Linked DNA regions of Homo sapiens: region 2 is linked to region 1. The links are chromatin contacts, found by Hi-C in ENCODE. All regions are on one chromosome and are shown on one strand. Each heading gives the region's core, a stretch centred on a gene start or an enhancer-like site at or near the end of the contact. The rest is flanking DNA. Distances are from core to core; before and after follow the strand shown.

Region 1 (6,041 bases), core at 3,528-6,027:
GTCTTTGTATTAGTCCTTTTACACACTGCTGTAAAGAACTACCTGAGACTGGGTAATTTGTAAAGAAAAGAGGTTTAATTGACACACAGTTCCTGAGGCTGGAGAGGCCTCAGGAAATGTACAATCATGGCAAAAGACAAAGGGGAAGCAAGCCATCTTATATGGTGGCAGGAGAGAAAGAGTGTGAAGGGGGAAGTGCCACCAGATCTTATGAGAACTCACTCACTATCACAAGAACAGAAAAGGGGAAGTGTGCCCCCATGATTCAATTACCTCCCACCAGGCCCCTCCCCCAACATGTTAGAATTACAATTTGAGATAAGATTTGGGCAGGGACACAGAGCCAAACCATATTGTTCTGCCCCTGGCCCCTTTAAAATATCATGTTCTTCTCACTTTTCAAAGCCAATCATGCCTTCCCAAGAGTTCCCCAAAGTCTTAACTCATTCCAGCATTAAACCAAAAGTCCAGTCCAAAGTCTTTCTGAGACAAACAAGTCCCTTCCGCCTATGAGCCTGTAAAATCAAAAACAGATTAGTTACAATGGGGTTACAGGCATTGGGTAGATAACTCCTGTTCCAAAAGGGAGAAATTGGTCAAAACAAAGGGGCTATGGGCCCCATCCAAATCCAAAACCCAGCAGGACAGTCATTAAGTCTCAAAGCTCTGAAATAATCTCCTTTGACTCCATGTCTCACATCCAGGGAATGCTGATGCAACAAGTGGGCTCTCAAGGCCTTAGGCAATTCTACTCTTGTGTCTCTGCAAGATACAGCCCCTTTGATTGCTTTCAGGGCTTGGCATTGAGTGCCGACAGCTTTTCCAGGCAGCCAGGGCGAGCTATCGGTGAATTTATCATTCTGGGTTCTATAGGACTGTGGCCCTCTTCTCACAGCTCCACTAGGCAGTGCCCCAGTGGGAACTCTGTGTGAGGGCTCCAACCCCACATTTCTCCTGTGCACTGCCCTCATAGAGGTTTCCACGACAGCTCCATTCCTGCAGCACACTTCTGCCTGGATATCCAGGCACTTCCATATATTATCTGAAATCTAGGTGGAGGTTCCTAAACCTCAATTCTTGTCTTCTGCACACCTGCAGGCCCAGCAGTATGTGGAAGTTGCCAAGGCTTGGGGCTTGCACCCTCTGAAGCAGTGGCATGAGCCATGGCTGGAGCTGGAGCTGCTGGGACACAGGTCTTCACGTCCCAAGGCTGCACAGAGGACCGAGGACCTGGGCCCAACCCAAGAAAAAATTTTTCCCTTCTAGGCCTTTAGGACTGTGATGGGAGTTGCAGCCGTGAAGATCTCTGAAATGCCCTGAGGACTTTTTCCTCATTTTCTTGGAGATTAACATCAGGATCCTCTTGATTTATGCAAATTTATGCAGCCAGCCTGAATTTCTCCCCAGAAAATGGGTTTTTATTTTTTTAACCACATGGTCAAGTTGCAAATTTTCCAAACTTTTAATGTCTTCTTTCCTTTTAAACATAAATTCCAATTTCAAACCATCTCTTTGTGAATGCATGTGACTGTACACTTTTAGAAACTGCCAGGTCAGGGCGTGGTGGTGCATGCCTGTAATCCCAGCTACTTGAGAGGCTGAGGCAGGAGAATCGCTTGAACCTGGGAGCTAGAGGTTGCAGTGAGCCAAAATCACACCACTGCACTCCAGTCTGGGTGACAGAGCGAGACTCCGTCTCAAAAAAAAAAAAAAAAAGGAAAAGAAAAAGAAACCACCAGGTCAAATCTTGAATGCCTTTCTGCTTACAAATTTCTTCTGCCAGATGCCCTAACTTCTCTCTCTCAAGTTCAAAGCTTAACAGATCTCTAGGAGAGGGGCAAAATGTCACCAGTCTCTTTGCTAAAGCATAGAAAGAGTGACCTTTACTATAGTTCACAATAAGTTCCTCATCTCTATCTGAGACTACCTCAGCCGGGACTTTATTGTCCATATCACTATCGACATTTTGATCAAAACTATTCAACAAGTCTCTAGGAAGTTCCAAACTTTCCCATATCTTCCCGTCTTCTTCTGAGCCCTCCAAACTCTCCCAACCTCTGCCCGTTACCCAGTTCCAAAGTCACTTCCACATTTTCAGGTATCTTTGTAGCAGTGCCACACTTTCCCGGTACCAGCTTTCTGTATTAGTCCATTTTCACATTGCTATGAAGAACTACCTGAGACTGGGTAACTTATAAAAAAAAGTTTTAATTGACTCATAGTTCATGGCTGTAGAGGACTCAGGAAGGTTACAATCATGGCGGAAGGCAAAGAGAAAGCAAGGTACATAGTGACAGGAGAGAGCACAAAACGGGAAGTGCCACACACATTCAAATAATCAGATCTCATGAGAACTCTATCACTATCATGCTAACAGCCAGGGGGATGTCCGCCCCCATGATTCAATCACCTCCCATCAGGCTCCACCCCTGAAATGTGGGGATTACAATTCTAGATGAGATTTGCATGGGGACACAGGGCCAAAGCATATTGGTCTTCCAGGTTTATTCATTTTGTTGCAGATGACAGAATTTCCCTCTCTTAATGCTGAATAATATTCCATTGTATATATATACCACCTTTTCTTTATTCATTCATCTCTGATGGACACTTGGTTGATTCCGTAACTTGGCTGTTATGAATGATACTTCAATATCTGAAGTGCAGATATCTCTTCATCATGCTGATTTCATGTATTTTAGACATACACTCAGAAATCAGATTGCTGGATCATATGGTAATTTAATTTTTAGCTTCTTAAGGAACCTCCATGCAGTTTTCTGTAGTGGTTGTACTATTTTACAGTTTCACACACAAAATACAAGCTTTCCCTTTTCTCCACATCCTCCCTAATACTTGTAATCTGCATTTTGTATATTTTTAATTTTCTGAGTTAAATAAAATGTATTTAATGCAGTAAATATATATTTGGATCAGATGATCACTTCAGAGCTATTGCCACCAAGGTTCTTATGCAAGACTCTTCTTGATAAGGTAGATTGCAGAAGTAACAAAAGAGGTTTCAATAAACATAACTTTGGCTGTGTGTACTTCCTATTACTCCAGCAATGCATAATGGAGGTAAATATTAGGACTTCATGTGGATAATTTATAGAATGTAAATTTGATGTATGTATATCCAATCCATTTCTAAGTATGAGATATTATAGGCAAACATTTACTTTCTGTCTGAGTAGAACATTTCTCGCTGACAAGGGAGATGATTTTTATGTTGTTATTTGCATTTGCAAAAGAACACTATCTTTTCTTTATCAAGATGTTCTTGATCCTGTGTGAAATATTTTCAGAAAAATTAAAGAGAAATTAAACTTAGACAATTCCCTCTTATACACCTGAAGCAAGCCCCTTGACACTCAAATAGTCACATAATAATTCTTTCCTCTTTTTGTGGAAAAAGCCTATAATAAAAGCTAAATAAATTTAGTATTGACTATTAAAGTCAAGAAAGTCACAACAAATATTGTGTTTACCATTTTCAACAAAACCTATTTTATTTATTACAATATAAGAAATATGAAATGCATATATCTCTCGTGTGAAATAATTTTTAAATTTTTCTGTTGAATATTTCATGTCATTAATAGACGTGAAACCTTTTAAAAATATATAAAAGGATGTAATCACTGTTCCTTCGTTTTGATTCATGAATGTTTAGAAATGTGCAGACAATGTGCTGTACTTTTGCAGAACACAGTAGGTCACATGCAAAACCAGTGGTCACTTGCCCTCCAACAGTGAGGTTCTGAAACTCCTCACAACTCTACATAAGAAAATTTCCCCAGAAAAATGTGAAACTCAGTGTGTTAAGATACAATATGATGCAATTTTTTGAATAGGAAATAGATAAGCATTGTAATAATTCAATGTTTGATCTCTTAGTTTTATAAAATGTATACTTTGTTAATTATTTTAAAATACTAAAAAATAGAAGTTACCTCTGCTTTTGGCAGGTACCTCATATAACTTATTGTTGAAGATATGAGAAGTAAATGGAGAAATATTATAAAATTTCCTTAGCTTATATGCATGGACCCTTGGGTTATATTCCTGAGAGCTTGCTGGAGCTGTGGAGGTTACGTATACAACATTTAGTGAGAGTGATGCTTAGCAATTTGTCATCTGGCCAACCCACTCATCACCCATCTCATTTTGCTGATGAAGATAGCTGAATTCCACCTTTTGTGGCTTTAAAAATGACTCAAAGGTAGAGAAGTTTTGTCATGCTTGCCTTCTCTTTCCTTTCTTTCCTCTCTCCATCACCTCTTGGAGTCAGAAAGGATAGAGGTGAGGCTGAGAGATTTGAGTCCATTTCCTCCCCTTCCTTGCCTTGTAATGGAGAGGGCCAACCTGAGAGTGGCGTATAGGAGATATCAAATCTCTATAGCATAAACCCATTTTTAGGAATCATGAAACTATAACAATTTAGTGGAGAATCAATCACTTTTGTAGAAGAACTTCTCATTTCTTTCCCCAAAATAGGTCAGATTACTTAAAACAAAAACTATTTGAGGAAGTCTTCCTCACTTGTCCTTGAATATAAAGACTGCTTAAGACAAAACAAAAATCCTAATCTGGTGATATAATTTGGATATGTGACCTCACCCAAATCTCATGTTGAACTGTAATCCCCAATGTTGGAGGTGGAGTGTGATGGGAGGTGATTGGATCATGGGGGTGGATCCCTCATGAATACCATCCCCTTAGTGCTGTTCTTGTGATAGTGAGTGAATTCTCACAAGATCTCATTGTTTACAGGTGAGTAGTGCCTCCTCCCATCTCTCTTGCTCCTGGTCTCATCGTGACGGGCCTGGTCCTGCCTCACTTTCTGCCATGACTAAGAGCTCCCTGAGGCCTCTCCAGAAGCAGGTATCACTATGCTTCCTACACAGCCTGCAGAACCGTGAGCCAATTAAATATCTCTTCTTATAAGTTACCTAGTCTCAGGTATTTCTTTATAGCAGTGCAACAACAGCCTAATACATCTGGCAATGTTTTTGGATGTGATTATAGATAAAAATAAATCTAAAAAGTTTACCAGCTTTCCAGGGATCTAGCCATCTTTATACAAAGGGCTTCAAAAATAAACTAATTAATAAAAGGACGGCTAATCATTAGAACAACATTTCAGTATCTGTGTGGGTGTTATATTTTATCTGTTAGTAAATATTTTATAATAAGGGAGCATGTTTCTTTCTGACTTGACATTAAAGTACCTATACATCTGTTAAAAAGTGCTTTGACCTTTAGCAATGTGGTATGATCAACGATATTATAAGCTGATTTAGGTTAGAAAAAAGACACATGGGCTTATCAGTTTTAGAAGTAGACATCTGTGTGCAAAAAAAATGTATTTCTGTATTTCAAGCACAAAATTAAGAACACTTAATTTTTCCTTTGGAAAAAAATTAAACACATACACTCGCATACGTATACCACTCATACACAAACACCTATTGTTTGAAGCTTTGCTTTAAAACATAACATTTTAGAAATAAAATCGTGGATAGAAGGAGACAAGTGTTTAGTATGAAAAAAATTGCAGCATTTATCAATTAGAATATACTCATTAATTTGGCAAAGCCAAATGTGATTACAAATTAAACTGTGTCTTAAACCAGTAATTTTCATTTGTAGCATTTAAAGCACAAAGAAAAAAAAAAAGCATATCTGTTCTGCTGTCCTGGAAATTGGGAGTACAACATAATCATTGACAACATGAAGAGAATATAGATCAGGGTGTAGAGTAGTTAAGAAAGATTTTTCTGAGAATAAAATATTGAAGACAAAAAAGAGCCTGTTTTAATCTATTCCTGTGACCTCAATTTCTGAGATGACATGCAAGGAACTAAAATACACACACCTCATGTTTGCTGAAAATCTGATATTATTTATATGTATATATGTTTATGTAGATGTAGATATGGATGCATGCATGTATGTATGTGCATTCATATACACACAGGCCCAGATCAAGTCCAACACCAACAGGGCAAAATATATCAAATTGTAAGGGCTGCAGC
Region 2 (6,492 bases), core at 3,277-5,776, 81 kb after region 1:
CTCAAGGTGTATATTAATTTTATTTGTATATTGATAAATCTCTAATTGGTTTAAATCAAAGAGACTAAGCCTTGATTTTAGAATCTCAGAATTCACTGTGCTTAGTACGGGGAGTATTTTTCACTGGGAAGAGGCAAGAGAGAGGTGGGTCACATTTCCACTGCTCTCGAAAATCATGCAAACAGTTGCCTCCTTTAGCTGCTCTTTAAGTTGGCACTGATACAAAGACACGTTCAGTCCAACACAGTTCTTGACTGTCCCTTGGCCAGACCATAACTGATCTCCTTTTGGCTTAGGCCACAGTGAAGCACCATGGGGGAGGCCACGGAGTACCTACACATCTTATAACGGCCTCCTTTGTAAAGCTAAACAAATATTTCCCTCTGCCTTGCAAAGCTGAGTCACAGATCTGGCTTTTACATGTATATTCATATGCATCTGCACCTCTGCTGCTCACATTAGTGGCCCTGCCAACGTCCTAACTGGGCCCTTGGGGCCAAGGCAGGCAGGATGCAGTGACAGTCCCAGTGTATCCAGGAGCCTGATGTCCTCAGGTGTCTTTTGTGAACTTTCACAGCCAGAGACAACTGTGCAGAACTGGGACTTCATCACCTCCAGGGAGGTTGCCTGGGGCAGATTCTAGATGGTTTTAATATTCAACCCATAGGTAAAAAATTATGCCCAATTGTTATTCACATCTTTGAAAACTAGACATAAGGAACATTCTGGAGCATATATGAAATGATAACCAAGTAAGATTTAATAATAAACCAATGTTTAAAATGCATTTAATGAGAAATTACTGGAGGGAAGTAAAAGATACCTATATTGAAAGATGAGGGACTCTTCTCTCTGGCCCAGTTTTCTACTTACTGCCCATGAACTTAAGTAATTTACTAAATCTTTTCAGACTGTCATCTCTGCGTGTACAAGATAGTACATGTGTAGACTCCAGACCTCTACTGGGTCTGGAGTGTTTTTGTTGTTGTTTTGAAAAGTTTTCATACATGTTCTCCCTATTTGTTTGCTAAGACTGACATAGCAAAATGCTACAAATGAGATGACTTAAACAGTGAAATTTATTGTGTCACAGTTTTGGAGTCTCAACGTCTGAGATCAAGGTGTTAGCAGGGTTGGTTCCCCCTAAGGGTTGTGAGAGAATCATCTGTTCCACGCTTCTCACCTACCTTCTGGTGGTCTGCTGGCAATCTTTGGTATTCCTTGGCTTGTAAATGCATTACCCTCATCCCTGCTTTCATTTTCACATAGTGTTCTCCTGTGTGCATGTCTGCCTCTGTGTCTAAGTTCTCCCTTTTTATAAAGACACAGTCATTTTGGGTCAGGGCCCACCCTAATGACCTCATCTTAAGTTGATCACCTTTAAAGACCTATTCAAAAGTAAACTGAGGCACAATACAGTTTTAAAGAGTTTGAGCAAACAGCAATTCATGACTCAGGCATGAGTCTAAACCAGAAGAGGTTCAGGAGCTCTACCAAGGGAGCACAAGGGGTGGGGAGGCTTCTACAGGACAAACACAGATATAAAGCAAATAAAATAGTTGATTGGTTACAGTTGTACAATTGCCTTATTTGGTCTCTCCCATTGGAAAGCTTCTGAGTCATTTAACTTACATTGTGTTTTTCTTTAATATAGGCATTTACAAAAAGTTGCTGAAGTTAAGTTTTGCCTATGTTTGCAAACCAAGCAAGGTTAAGGCCACTTATGAAACCTAATTGGCTTTGTCTGCTAAGGGATTCTTCAGGCCTGGTGTCTATTTTCATTTACTTTAACAATCCCTATTTTTAAATAGGTCATATTTGCAGGTACTAGGGATTAGGACTTAAGTTTCTTTTGGGGGTACATAATCCAACCCATAATACTTTCTGACCCCAATTCTTGAAGGCAGGCTCCCTGGCAGCTCTCAGACTGACCTTCTTCTCTCTGCCATTGACCCATTATTGATTTCTTGGGAGAGATCAATAATGGGCCAATGGCAGAGAGAAGGAGAGATCCTTCTTTGCAGAATCCTTCTCTGTAGATCTTTCTCTATAGCAAGGCAGGAGAACTCACTCTGGAAAGACAGATGGAGTCCAGTTCTTTCCAGCTGCATAACACAAGACAAGTCACTTTACCTCTGCAAGCTTCTATCACCTCATCTATAAGATGGGATCATAGGTTTGCCAACAGAAGTCAGTGAGATAAAGCAAAGTAGTACTTGGCTAGCACATGGTAAGTGCTTAACAAATTATGGATATTATTATTTATTCCTTTTGAGTCAATGAGAGGATGGATCAGTGATTCCTAACCCTGGATGCACCTTAGAATCATCTGAGGGAAGCTTTTAAAAACTGCCCAGGCCCCAGTACAGATTCTGACTCAATTGGTCTGGGATAGAGTCCAGGCATTAATATTTTTAGAAGCTCCTTGGTTTAATATGCAGCCAGGGTTGAGAACCACTAGAATAGATGACAGGATTGAAAACACGAATGGAAAGTCTCAATGCGGTAGAAAGTCAGAGGCTGATTTATAGTTACTTAGCAGTATGGCCCACTTCGTGGGGGATGCATGATGGTGAGAGCCAGAGACAGCTCTTGGAAAACCTGTGAATTGGGTGACCTAGATTTCAGAGCCACTGCTTGCTTTGTGGTCTCCCTGTGACATTTTCTCTGGGCCTCCCTGAGGAGGGAACACCCCCACTGAGACACTGCTCTGGGCTTTCCTTCCCACAGCAAAAGCCCATCCACTTGCTCACCCTCCAAACACAGGCGCCATCCTTTCCCCAGCTCCAGCTCCAGGTCTGGGAAGAAAATCCTCAGTTACTAAGAATAACAGTTTGACACACTTCCCTTCCCAGGGACATCTACCTTTTAATGGTGGACATGACAGAACTCAAGGAATCCTCCAGTGAGGAAGGTTTAGATGCTCAAGGGTAGACTTGTAGCACAGAGATGGCTGAATTTTTATGCCCTACTAGGTGGGAACTGACTGCTTGGACTGAACATGACTCCCAAGGCCCCTGAACTGTGGCCTGGAGAGCTTTTAGTTCACAGAGTAACTCTCTCCCTCCGTCCCCAGCACCAAACCCTTTCCATGTATAAGTGTGGACTCTGGAAGCGGCTGTTCTGGTAGCTGCAGGAGGGGCCAGGCTAGTTTTGACAGTTCTGGCCACTTCCAGAGATGGCTCTTGGTTCTCAGGCCCTTGGCTGAGCAATGGGGGCAGCTGTCAACAGCTCTCTCTCCTCTCCCCTTTCCCCAGCTGCTCTGACTCTTCATCAGCAGGCTGAGCTTCTCCAAGCCTCAGTTTCCCACAGTGCCTCCTCGCCCCCTTCTCATCAGACGCTTGCCACCCATGCTATTTACGGTCCTGGGTCTCTCCAGTTTTCATGAGAGAAGGCCAGTAACATTTTCTTAAGCGAGTGAATGAGTAATATAAATAAAATCATATGTAAATAGAAGCAATTTTTGATGACAAAACTGTTTAAATTCTCTTAATTTATTATCCTGAAGCAATTAGGAATGTCCATTTTCTTTTTGGCTGAATTAATAAAAGTATAGCAACTAAAGCAAAGACATGAGAATCCTCTTAATCTGGATACGCTGTGTTTGAAATAACGTGTTTGGTGCTTTCCACTTCTTCAGTTTTGTTATTTATTTATTTTTTAAGTAGAGACAGGGTCTCACTAAGTTGCCCAGGCTGGCCTCGAATTTCTGGGCTCAAGGGATCTACCTGTCTTGGGCTCTCAAGGTGCTGGGATTACAGGCATGAGCCACTGTGCCCGGCCCCGTTTCTATTTTAATCAAGAATATGTCAAAAGAAAGAGGAGCCAGAGACAGCCTTCTCTTAACACAAAGCAGGGTGTTGTATCTTCATCTGACAATAAGTGACTTAGTTAACTTTGATTTAATTTTGGCTTTTGGGAAGTCATGGGGAAAAGAAGTAAAGCTGAGGGTGGCGAAATACCTTTGCTAAACCCAGAGACACTGCACCTGAATCCTGCTCAGTGTTTTGTAGGCAACCAACTGCCTTCTGCCACTGGTATCCGGAAGGGGAAATGAGTTACCTTAAGTGGGCCAAAGTGGGGAAATACTAACAGTACAGCTAGAAACCAAGAGCTGTCGTGAAAGCCCTGAATGGGTTCCCACTGCTATTTCAGACAAAACTGATGCAGTTAAGCCTGAATTTCCTGGCAAGCACAAGGGTAGATTTTTCCAAAAGGCTTTTTAGACTGCAAATACACAGCCTTTCCATGTCTAATCACAAAAGCAAACTGCTGGACACATGCTCTCTGTTCCCAGCTGGTTGTGTATGTTTTCTTCACACTTCAACAGAAACGTGCCAAGGTGTGACATTTATGAATTTCGCCAACTGGGAACTGTGCACACAAATCGTTCTTGCTTGTGGTGTGGGAAAATGATGAATGGGGGCTGTTCTGCCTGGGGAGGAGGGCTGCTGTCACTCTGGCATGCCTACAGCCTTATTTATTACACACCAAAGTATAAAACCACTCCGCCGCTGCAGCTCTCAGCTCCAGTCCTGGCATCTGCCCGAGGAGACCACGCTCCTGGAGCTCTGCTGTCTTCTCAGGGAGACTCTGAGGCTCTGTTGAGAATCATGCTTTGGAGGCAGCTCATCTATTGGCAACTGCTGGCTTTGTTTTTCCTCCCTTTTTGCCTGTGTCAAGATGAATACATGGAGGTGAGCGGAAGAACTAATAAAGTGGTGGCAAGAATAGTGCAAAGCCACCAGCAGACTGGCCGTAGCGGCTCCAGGAGGGAGAAAGTGAGAGAGCGGAGCCATCCTAAAACTGGGACTGTGGATAATAACACTTCTACAGACCTAAAATCCCTGAGACCAGATGAGCTACCGCACCCCGAGGTAGATGACCTAGCCCAGATCACCACATTCTGGGGCCAGGTACTCAGAATTCTCTTCTAAGGATTTTTGTGAAAGCTTAATGAGTGTTGTTGTTGTTGTTTTGTTGTTGTTCTTTTTTTGGCTAAGATTCTTAGAATCAATGAATGCTTTCGAGAAGTTCGCTAAGCTGCTTGTGAATCTCTTTCTGGATTGCTCTTGGGTACAAGAGAGACTGTCGGTCTCTGTTAGAAAATCAGCAGAGGCAGCAATGATGTGATGGGATAGTGGCCGTAGCATCACCCCATCAGAAAGGGGAACCTGGCCAGCCAGCTTCCTGCTATGCTGGGACTTGATTTCCTTCTTGCTCTGTTGGTCCGGAAAGGAGTGCTGACCCATGCAGACAGATCGGTCACTGTAGACAATCATTTGTTGTTCTTAAGAGAATTGGGCTTTCTTCATCCCTTCCGGCAGGGAGAAGCTGCCCTTTGAGTTTGTCAAAAGCAATCAAAGTTTTTTTACTTTGATTTGTGAGTATACTGTGACATTTCATGGCAGTCTTGTTTATTTGATTTATAGCATTCTAGATTGTTAAGCCTCTCTGTTCAGCCTGTTTTAAAAAGAATTAAAGAGTTAAATAAAAAATAAACTGTTTGAAATGCATACCTTATAGCATGATTTGATGCCTGATAATCACAGAGGACTTGATCTATTTCTCAGGTTATAAATTCAGCTCTAAGGAAATATCTTTAACTCTTGGTAGTATGAGAGTGAGTTAAGATTTCAGTATAGTGAATTGCAAATTGGTGAAACTCAATGTAATTTAAAATATTAAGTACAGGAAGAGACATATTTTGAATTACCCTCTAGACATCTAGTATGCTGAAAACTGTCAGAGGGGGCAAGAAGAGTTACTTTGAGTTATATGATATTTGAACATACAGGTTTTTACTACAAGATTTGATTACTTTAATGCATTAAATAGGACCTGAAGAATTTCTTGTAATTGAAATCTAAATCCTTCCTACCATGGATTCAGAAGTTTGGGTTGGTTGTTTGGTTATATGGTCAGACCAAGATCACACACAGAATCAATTGCAGATTTGAAACTAACCCAGAACTTCTAACTTGACCACACAAGGCAGTTGCCCAAACCATTCTGTGGGGGATGCATCCAGAGAAAATTGCTTCTTTAAGGAGCCACGGAAGAAATGATAATCTCTAAATATGATCCTATCTTTTGAAAACCACTTTTAGAGATTGTCTATTCATCTGATAATCTTTTGGCTAAAGGGTAATGATTAGCACTAATTTGTGTGTGGGTTTTTGTTTGTTTTTGTTTTGTGGTGAAGATATTTTCACTTGTGTCCAAGACTTGATCTGGACTTTCCATTTCACACATGGTATCCTTCTTGGCCAACAGATGGTATCTTTCCTGGCCATGACAGTGTGATTCCCCCAGAGGAAGCAGAAGGAAGTTAAAGGTTGTCTTTGGTCATTATGTCCTGACAACCAACACCCAGCAGGCCACTGAAATTCAAATCACATTTCTCCTTCACTCTACCTTCTAGGTTCCTGAAGTATTTTCAAACAAACCACCAACAGGAGATATTGAGGATATTTAGAGTTACTGACATTC

The links. Hi-C counts contacts between places; a loop is a spot of excess contacts on that map.
Region 2: a loop to region 1 is called in a map with no recorded cell type, with 2.0 times the contacts of the local background. The contact joins the promoter of C1QTNF3 here to the promoter of C1QTNF3-AMACR in region 1. A Hi-C loop is called at or near these places in 1 of 37 single-sample maps with no recorded cell type.

What each region holds. Positions count from the first base shown.
Region 1 is chr5:34,123,264-34,129,304 of GRCh38, reverse strand. C1QTNF3-AMACR (C1QTNF3-AMACR readthrough (NMD candidate)) reads left to right here and starts at 4,777. Exons shown (of 9, transcript NR_037951.1): 1 at 4,777-4,887. It also overlaps a transcript of C1QTNF3 not described here.
Region 2 is chr5:34,041,247-34,047,738 of GRCh38, reverse strand. C1QTNF3 (C1q and TNF related 3) reads left to right here and starts at 4,526. Exons shown (of 6, transcript NM_181435.6): 1 at 4,526-4,916. The coding sequence starts at 4,614. All of the region lies in intron 1 of C1QTNF3-AMACR (C1QTNF3-AMACR readthrough (NMD candidate)), which reads left to right.